Linked DNA regions of Mus musculus: region 1 is linked to region 2. Evidence: chromatin loops called from intact Hi-C (ENCODE). Cell type or tissue: heart. All regions are shown on one strand. Region 1 overlaps Mrps18a (mitochondrial ribosomal protein S18A). Region 2 has its middle 9.8 kb from the start of Gm36122.

The links. Peaks named below come from ENCODE experiments on the same cell type or tissue, not always from the same donor. Only the 100,000 strongest peaks of a DNase experiment are listed, where the experiment ranks them.
Region 1: it touches region 2 in a loop (4-fold over the local background); 4 of 42 quality-filtered maps call a loop at or near these places.

What each region holds. Positions count from the first base shown.
Region 1 is chr17:46,127,061-46,132,060 of GRCm38, forward strand. It overlaps Mrps18a (mitochondrial ribosomal protein S18A), which reads left to right. Exons shown (of 6, transcript NM_026768.3): 6 at 1,445-1,848. The coding sequence ends at 1,589. It overlaps Rsph9 (radial spoke head 9 homolog (Chlamydomonas)), which reads right to left. Exons shown (of 5, transcript NM_029338.4): 5 at 2,210-2,438. The coding sequence ends at 2,278. Among named protein-coding and RNA genes, the nearest start is that of Rsph9, 15 kb to the right of the region's middle. In heart, a CTCF peak has its summit at 1,858; DNase peaks (open chromatin) are centred at 931, 2,841 and 3,279; H3K27ac peaks cover 227 bases.
Region 2 is chr17:45,956,107-45,961,106 of GRCm38, forward strand. No RefSeq gene overlaps it. Among named protein-coding and RNA genes, the nearest start is that of Gm36122, 9.8 kb to the left of the region's middle. In heart, a CTCF peak has its summit at 2,545 (motif pointing right); no DNase peak of the experiment used is centred here; H3K27ac peaks cover 735 bases; H3K27me3 peaks cover 471 bases.

The DNA of each region.
Region 1 (5,000 bases), 170 kb after region 2:
CAGAGGGGATAGTATCCCCTCTCCTCTCCTGTGCTTAGCACACAGGTGTCCAGGCCAGGCCCAGCTCAGGAGAGGTAGGAAGGGGCTGGTTTAGGAAAGCCTGAGTTCTCACTAGAGCCAAGGTGCCCGCAGAGAGCTGGTTGAATGCCCCCAGCCTACACCAGTTAGCTAGCTGCTCCATGTGGCACAGATGCAGCCAAGGCTCACTGAAGGAGAGCTGAGGAGGAAAGCTCTGGAGACGCTGCGCAGTCGGGCTCTTCTCAAGTCCCTGAGTCCTGATGAACACCTATACCATGGGCCTGTATATGAACCCCATCTTCACCTCTCCCTCTGAGGGCTAGGAGAGGCCAGTGAAGGGGCTAGCTGGAGGTGACGGAACTTATGCTGGGCTAACCTGTTGTCTTAAAACAACTGACCATAGAAACAGCAGCCCCTGTGCAGGGGGTACCCCAGTGCAGTGTTCGTGGGTCCAGCCAACTAGGGAAGGCCTCATCTTCCTACCTCCTGTGCCCAGCACACACCTCTGCCCAGGTCAGATGCAGGACGGACCTCCCGCAGCTTTCCCTCTGCATGAGGCTCACAGCTCAAGCTCCAAAGAACCATGATAGAAAGGCGTGAATCAGCAACCCTCTGTCAGCCAGAAGATGTCAGCCAAAAAAAAAATTTTAATTTCTGCCAGGAATACTAGTTTTTAAAGTAAAACTTGAGGGCCTCTAGAGGCAGCCAGGGCAAGCCTCAACCTCACATAGAACACAGGAGGACCTGGCCTTTGTGGTTGAACTCTTGAGTATGAAGGATGGGCCTTCCTGATCAGGAGCCAGGTTTCATTATGAACAGAGTAAACCCCAGTCTTGGTGCTATGACCCACTCTTCCAGGAACAGTCAGAGCCTAGGCTATCCCCAGAGGAGGCCAGAGGGCCATGGGTGGCCGCCATCTTTCCCTGGCCCCTCCTACTTACAGAAACCTGCTGGAACACAGCACTGCTGTGTTCATCCCTTGCTTCCTATGGGGTGAGGGATGGGGTCCTGCAACGATTGAGGTGCCCTGGGAAGTCCCCTGGAGGCTAGGAGATCTAAAGGAGCCAAGTGGGATGAGTGCAGGCCTTCTCCAGCCTTCTGTCACATTCCTGTCTCCAGCGTCAGGCCAGAGACCTGCGTGACAAGCAGGATTCTTCTCTGCCTTCCTCCTGCAGTGTGGATGTACACTGACAACTCTTAAAGGTCAAGGGGATGGGCCTGGGCTGCCAGACTCCACCTCAGCCCTGAGTACACACACTTGTAGCCGCAAGAGCCCAGCCCATCTGTTTACAAAACAGCAGTCCCCTCCCCCAAAAATGCTTTGCCTTTTGAGAAAGGAAAACTGGTGAGGGAGGCAGCACAGCCCCAGGGGGCAGTGTCCGGCTCTTCCTGCCCCAGCAGGCAACCTCTTGTGTTCCCACTACAGCTATCTGACTCGCTGGGCTCCCAAGTCCGTCAAGCCCATCTATAAAAAAGGCCACCGTTGGAACAAGGTGGGTATGGCCGTGGGGTCACCACTCCTGAAAGACAATGTCTGCTACTCCAGAAGGCCTCTGAAGATGATGCATTAGTGGGAGCAGGACTTCTGAAGAGCTGACTAGAACCGTCTAGAAGATGCACTTGCTCCTCCCACCAGAACCATTATCCTCCACAACAGCACAGAGAACTAACTTCTGTGCCTTGGATCTGCCCAGCTGCAATGTTGGAAGCCAAGGGCAGCCAGGAGCTGGATCTCCTGGCCACTGTGGTCTTCTGCCTGGCTGGGGCTGAGGTTGGAGCAGGGACGGGAGCCTTACCCAAGGCAATGTAATAAAGCAGGCTCTTGGCTTCCCCGTGTGGTCAGTGCTTAGAAATGTGGGGCCTGTGCATAGTAGGGAACTGCCTAATGGGCCCTGTCAGTGGACCTGGGGCAGGTCCATGTGCCACACAGGTCCCATCGTCTGCTGACGGGCACCACACTGCAGTGAGGGCCTAGTGACTGTCAGTTACTAGCAGCTTTCAGTTGAATCCAGGAATTTGAGCGGGCCCCTAACTGCCCCTTCACACCATCTCCACCCATCTACACTTGATGCCTCCTCCTTCATTAGCTCATCCCAGGCCTCTGCTTCTTGGTTCAGAATTGTTTTCTGGCCTTTCATAGCCAGGTGACTAGATTGCCAGAGGGACAAAATGACAACAATCAAGACAGAACAAAAAGGCCCAACAGTTGAACTTTATGAAAGAGTGTTTCGACCCCACATAAATATCCAGCCTGCCTTCCTACAGCATGAAGGGCAAGTCCATGTTCTTCTCTCCTGTGCCTACGTAGATGTAGCCATAGTTCTTGGTGCGAGGAGCGTGGTAGAAGGTGAGGCCTGGCCAGAGCAGGCTGCGCAGCACCACCAGTGCGTTGCCCCTTTCCATCTGGATGCTCCAAGACCCTGGATGGGAGGGACAATTGAGGCCTGGCACTGAGGTGCCACTGAGAAAGTTGCTGTGCTCCTGATGGTCACAGTCACTTGCTCATGACACAGGGAAGGGAGCAAGTGTAGAGGTGACTTCAGGGACCCACAGATGGTGTGGCTCCCTTTCCTTGCTTCAGGGTAAATCACTGACCTTGGGCCTCTGCCCTAAGATCGATGAGACAACCAGGGGCTCAAGCTGAAGTTGGGCCATTTCAGGCCTCCACCTCAGTGGTCTGCCCAACTGCTGATGGGTGGAGTCATGCCTGGTAGGAGGAGACCTCGGCTGCTGAGTCTGCCCCATGCTACTCAAGACGCCAGGCAGCTCAGACCAGGCTAGGCTGTGCAGCCAGGATGACTTGGCTGGAAGGGCCTGATCCAGCTCCAAGGGAGGGAGCCGCTGTGTGGGAGGAAGGAGCCTGGGAAAATCGCCTCTGGATGCAGATCTGGGCTTCTATTCCCCTGCGCACAGAGGCCTCTCCCCCAAACCAGCCACAGCCCTGCTCTGGGCCCTGCCAGGAAGGCAAATAACTTTTGAAGGTTTTGGTACAGGACCAACCAGTTATGCTCAGAGGGCTGATCTGGAGCCTTCATCAGTTGCCAGCTCAGCCCCGGTGCTGGCTCCCACCACTCAAGCTTCCCGCAGCCTACCTCCAACCATGGCCCACCCTGGTCACTCCACACCCAGCAGCCTCACGATTCAGTCAGTTTCCACCCTCCAGAGGCCACCCTGCATCAGAGAAGCCTATCCCCGTGTAGCTAGCTGCCTGCCCAGGTCAAAACCAGAGCTTTCTGGAAGCATGGAGGTCCTCTGCCCCTGGTCCTGACTGAGCCATGCACAGAACAATGGGGTGAAGGCCACACCATGGGCCTATCGCTTGCTCTAGGCCCCAGTGCCACCGCCAAGGAATCAAAACATCAAGTGAAACAGGCCCCGGTTGGTACGACACCTAGCCAACAGCTGTTCTTTGGGCACCTGAGAACCCTGGTGGCTTTCTTGGTCACAAGTCTCCAGGAAACATTGCTTGAGGGGAGACAAGGATAGAATGTTACAGAACAGTGTCCCAGGCCCTGTGTTTTATCCTTGGCAACAAAAAGACCCAGAAATATACAGTTCTCTAGCCTTAAGTCCCATTACTGGGGCCCAGAACATCATTTGGACAGCTTTCTACAGAGACCTAATCCCTCATTGCCCTTGGAGCCCACAGCTACACAGCCTCTGTGAGATAAGCAAGACCAAGCTCTGATTGCCCACCCAGGGAGGCTGGCTTGCAGCGTCCCTCACTCAGGCGCTAGCCTGGAGAAAACAGCCTAGGGTCTATCCCTAACCCCACTGTATCCAGATATCTATCGATTCAACCAACAGCATGGTGGCATGGGGCCCCTCAGACCAGCATGTCTGCTCACCTCTTACTTCGAGGAGATGGGAAGCAGAGGCTGAAATGAGTAGCCCAAGCCCAGCAACATGGGTAAACTGTGAGGAAGTTAAAAAAATACAAATACAGATGCCAGTGAGGGCGGGACCAAGCAAGCCAAAGGGTGCTGAGTTGCAGCATGCCAGGGGCCGGGCTCTCTGCCTTCCCGCGCAGCCCCGGCATCGTGTTCTTGTCCTCTCAACCTCCCTGGTTCAGTCAGCTCATCATCTGGGACACACACCATGTTCCATTCTCTCTCTCTCTCTCTCTCTCTCTCTCTCTCTCTCTCTCTCTCTCTGTGTGTGTGTGTGTGTGTGTGTGTGTGTGAGCAGACACACAGTGTGTACCTGACACCTTCACCTCCATCTCAACTGTAAATATGGAAAAACCAGGCCCAGACAACTGTGGTAGTAGCCCTTTGAAGGAATGATCCAGTGGATCAGTTCACAGCCCCAGGCCTCCTCAGACCTGGCTTCCTCTCCAGAGACCTGTACTGAGACTGGGGAGAAGATCCAGCCTGGAACTCAGCAGCTGAGCCTCTGCAGTTGGCAGGAGGTCTTCCTGGGTTTCCCAATGCCAGAGAGAGTAAGGGCCAGGCTCAGGTCAAACTGTCGAGGGAGCAGCAGGTATCCTACGTCTCAACCCCTAAAGGTCATCACACTAAGCAATGGCCGGGAAGGCCTGGGTAGATGGCTCAAAGCTAGATTTGATTCCCAGCACCTACGTGATGGCTAATAACCATCTAACACCAGCGCCATGGTGGCCTCCATAGGCACCAGGCATATGTGTAGTACACAGATATACATGCAAACAAAATACCCATACAGGTAAAATGAAATTTAAAAAAAAAAAAAAATGGGCTGGTCAGATGGCTCAGTGGGTAAGAGCACCCGACTGCTCTTCCGAAGGTCCGGAGTTCAAATCCCAGCAACCACATGGTGGCTCACAACCATCTGTAACAAGATCTGACGCCCTCTTTTGGAGTGTCTGGAGACAGCTACAGTGTACTTATATAATAAATAAATAAATCTTTAAAAAAAAATGGCTGTAAGTTCCTGAAAGCCACCATTCTCTTTACCACAAGGTAGAGTCAATCCTCTCAGAGTGGGGACAGAGAAAAAGGACA
Region 2 (5,000 bases):
CTCTCTCTCAGTCATCAACCGATTGTCCACAAAGGAAAACAGAGAGGTTGTTTGACAGGTTACCATAGCAGGAAGCCTGCCTGCTTCCAGGTAGGACAGTCTGGCTTGGCATAATCCAAGCTAATAGAGTCCTACCTGGCATTGTCTGAGGTTTTTTGTTTTTTTTTTCCTAAGTGAGTTAAAATGTTAAAAATGTGAATAGGAATTGCAAGCCCCTGCTCAGGAATGAGAGGGTGACAGCAAGCATAATCTGAAGTATTATCAGACTTAGCCAACAATTTTGATGTGCTAACAGGCCCTGACAAAGGCAACCTCAAATAGTCTGAAAGCCTGTTCTGAGCCCTGGAATGCTGACTATCCATTTGAAGAATGGATGGACGAATGGATGGACGAATGAATGAATGAATGAATGAATGAATGAGAGACGTTGGCAGGGCCAACTCTTGGAAGATTTTGGCTAGCTGTAGAGCACTCCAGTCCTCACAGCTGGTTAGCTCCTCCCAGGGTGGGAATACATACGGGAGTCAGGAGGTGTAGGGGGAGGGACCGAGTGATTTCTCCCAAGAACCCAGTGATAGGCTTGTGTGCCCAGAGAAATGTAAGAAAGTCAGTGTTCAGATGGAGCAGGCCCACACGTGGCTGTCGACTGTGTGGCAAGGACCACCCATATGTGGGGCAGCTCACAGTTGCCTTCAAAATTCAGAATGAGCTTGGCCTTTGTAGCTTTTCCTGCAGCTACGTTCCCACGAGGACCAGATGGCATGTGGATTGGGGACGCTTGTTTACCACACTGTTTATAATAATAAGAGCCTGCGAACAGGCCGGTCTTCTCAGAAGGGGTCTGGCAAAATAATCTCGGAGCAGTAACTCCGAGTTTATTGAGTGCCTGCTACTCATGCTGCTGCCTGGTGAGAGCATCCTTCAGGACCAGTTATCTAACGGGATCCTCACAAAACACTTTGGGGTCAATGTTTGCTTTCCCGTCAGGCCCATAAAGGAGGAAACTGAGTCACCGAGACATTAAGCAACAGGTTGAATGTCAACCAGCTGGCTCATACCAGAGTGGGGATCTAAACTATAGAAGCCCCCCTCCTCCAAAGTCTGTGCTCTGCCCGAGACATCCCCTCCAAGAGTGAATGCTCAGCTCTCTGTTAGAGGGAATGCACCGGAGTGGAGAAACAGAACGAGGCGATTCTGAGCCTCTGGGTTAAGCAGGAGAAAAATGACACAGAGCCTCGTGGAGACTCGGCTGTCTGTGTGGGAGAAAAGTTTGTAAATATATATATATTAGGCTATCTTTGGAAGAATATACAGGAAATCAGTAACTGGGACCTCCAAAGGGAACCTGAGTTATGGATGGATGAGAGGGTAGAGAGACTAACATTTCTGTTCAGATTTATTTCCAGCTTTTGGCTGTGCCTTGAGGTCATTTCACACTTACAGAAAGGCTATAAAAATAAGACCTGGGGAGTGGGATGGGAAAGGGAGGGTTAGGGCTCTTGCTACCCAGAAGATGGGAAGGAGTGGAGGATGCTGGTAGTCAGGAGACTACCCTGTCCTCTCCTCTTCCCCATGTGTTGGACTTGGGACCCCAGGTGGGCACAGAGCCTTTGTCCTGGGAACAATCCAGACACAGGGCGGGAAGACCAGTTCCCTGCCATCCCTTGGATGTCATCCTATGGCACTTTCCCCTACAGACCTCAGTTATTGTGACTCTGTCATCCTGCCATCTGCCCTGGGTTTTCATGGCAAGAGCCCTTAGGTCTAGGTGAGCCTCATTCCTTCTTGTCCGCACCCTCAACTGCAATCTTTCTGATTGGGGCTCCCTGAAGATGGGTCACATCGTCTTCATATTGGAGGCTTCTGGAGGTCAGGTTACACCCCCCATCAGACTGGGGTTCCTTAAGGATGGGACAATGTCTCCCTCAGACAAGCTCCCTGAGTGCAGGCTGTGTTCTCCTCATCCAGGCCTCCTCATACCAGGCTTGTATAGAGCAGTGGTTCGTGCCCCCTTAGCCTCCCCCTGACTCCTTTCCAACACCCCAACCTGGTACTTGTGTTCCCTCAAGCCTTTTGCCTATTGAAGCAGTGGCTGAAAGCCTGTATTGACACCAACGACCCATGGCCAGGCCATTGCATAACCACAGCACAGCCACGAGTTCCCGATGATTCAGCACTGAGGCCTACACAGCATTTATACCTCTGTGCTCCTGGACTCAGCCAGGTACCTCAGAAGCAAAGGGCATGAGCAGCAGGATTCTACTTCACCCAGGAACCTTAACCCCAGCACTGTACTCCAAGAGAAAGACGTATGCATTTGTTTTTTCTTAGCTGCCCAGACCTGGTCTTTCTGGGTGTCTGAGCTAGGCTAAGTGCCCTGCCTGAGTTCCAGGCTGGGGCTGGGCCAAGGCACCCACCTACTATCAAGATCCTGTAGTTGGAGCTTAGATCCCTCAAGTAGGGTTGTGGCCCAGGAGGAGAGGGACCAAGAAGGGGACCTCAGGGGCCAGCTTGAGGCTGGGGGTCAGCTGAGTAGTTCTTTTATAGACCACTAGATGTCACTTCCATTTCAAAGGAACCCACTGGCTTTCTTCAGTCAGGTCCCCCAGCCTCCAAGTCTTAAAGGCATACAAGCAAACTTCACCATCCCCAGAGCACCAGGACACTGGACAGCTGGCAAGGAAAGACCTCTAGGCTTGAGCTGAAGGCTCTGGGAGTTCCTTAGTAGCCCACCCAGCCCCACCGAGAACAGGAAGGGTGGAGCCCCAGTTCTCGTTCCCCAGTACCTTCATGGATAGTCTGAGGCTGGCATCTTCTCAAACAGAAGGTCAAACATGTGATTAAAGAAAAGGGGGTAACCATATGACAAGAAACAGATGCCATGCCTCAAGCCTCCTCCTCGGGCTGAGAGATTCCAGTCAGATTCCAGTTCACTGGGGGCCACGGTATCGATCCTCCTAGGTGGCTCAGTGGTCAAGAACATTTGATGCTCTTCCAAAGGACCCAGGTTCGACTCCCAACACCCCCATGGTAGCTTACACCTGTCTCTGACTCCAGCTCTTGGGGATCTGATTCTCCCTCCAGGCATGCATATGATACACCCACACACATGCAGACCAAACATGAATACACATATAATAAATTTAATTTAATTTAAAAGATTTTCAATAATTTCATATAAGAAGCTTTTCTCTACCCGTGCCCCCCAACACTCAGCCAACATCTCTTAGCTGCCTGACACCTGTTACGATAATTGATATGCAAGTATTTATTCCTTTGGAGTCCATAGTCGCCTTCCTGAGCTAAGTATCATTGACTCTCGTATTGTTGGTGAGGAACCCAGGGTTGCGGAGAGGCAGCCAAGACAGTTGTCCTTAGCTCTCTTGCTGGCCCACCTCTGCTCCAGCTCCCACTGAGCGGGAGCCTAGCTGTCTACAGCTCACATGACTGTTAACAATCATCACTTTTAGCGCTCATTCAGGGGCTTCCAAGTTGGTTCGCCTGTCAGCCTCACCAGAGGAGTTTTGAAATGGTCAATTTCCCTAATTGGGCACCTGTCGCTCTCCTGTGAGGGCTGGGATGAGCAGGTGGGGTTGGTAGAGAGAGAGGGCTCATCGATAAAAAAAAAAACCACTGAATCACCACAAAGCCCTGAGTTCGGGTGTCAGAAACCTGCAAAAAGTCAGGCAGAGTCTCCAGTGAGTCACCTTTGACCCCAGCACTATGGGGGTGGGGGGCAGAGACAGGAAGATCTCTGGAGGGGGGTGTTGCTGGCTGCAAGTTTAGCTGAAAATAAAAAAATAGACCCCAGAGTTGTGGAGAAACCTTGCTTCAAAGAAGTAAGCCATAAATTGATAGAGAAGGACACCTGATAGCCTCTTCTGGTCTCCCAGTGTGTGCAAAGTCGTGTTCATCCATGTGTGCACATATGTATACACTACACGCATACATATACTGTTTAAGTAGTTTCAAAGAAAAACCAAGTTAGGGAGCACTCTGTAGAACACTCACTCACCCTGTACCCCACAGGGGTCAAATAGGCATGTGACTCTCTGTTGCTGTTGTTGTTGTTGTTGTTTTGTTGTTGTTGTATTAGGGGGTTGCTTTGTTTTTATTTTTAAACTTTATTAATATCATGCACACATCATATGTGTGCATGCAATGGCTGGATCTGTAGGTCAGAAGTCAGCTCTGTAGTCAGTCCTCTCCTTCCACCTTCACTTGTGTTCCCGGGGTCAGACTCCTGTGTGCAGCCAGCAGGTCCACCCACTGGGCCCTGCCCCTCAGTGGGCCTTTACTGTCGCTACTGTTGAGATAGGCCATGACTCCACAGTCCTAGCTGGGCTTGAGCTTGCAGGAATGCTCTTGCCTCAGTCTCCAAGAGCTAGGATTGGACCCAGTGTTGACCTTTAAATTATGACTGGCCCCAGTTCTATGCAAGTATACAGATTCCACACATACTTCACATGTTACAAGGCAGGAGTATATATATTGGTATATATACACTAATTAGTATTATATATATACCTGTATGTATGTATGTATGTATGTATGTATGTATGTATATGTGTGTATATGTATGCATAGATGTATATGATGTGTTAAAATGGCGGATCGCATCTCAACAGCACACTAGGCCAAGACAGTTCCACATAGAAGAGGTTTTATTGGGAGGGAAAGACAAGAAAGAGAAGAAGCAGAGAAGGGAGGGGGGCAGTCTCCTTATTTATATGGAAAATGACGTAACTCGGGAAGGTAGGAGGTGAGCCAAGTGAATTCTGGGAATATGGTGCCTGTTTCCTTGGCAACAGGTCTGCAGGTCGCATTGTCACCTATGTGTCATAGGTTTGGGAGGTCCTGATGCCAACAATATGTGTGTGTGTGTGTGTGTGTGTGTGTGTGTGTGTGTGTGTGTGTCTGTGTGTGTGTCTGTGTGTGTCTGTGTGTGTCTGTGTGTGTCTGTGTGTGTCTGTGTCTATATTAACAGTAATGCCCTTCTA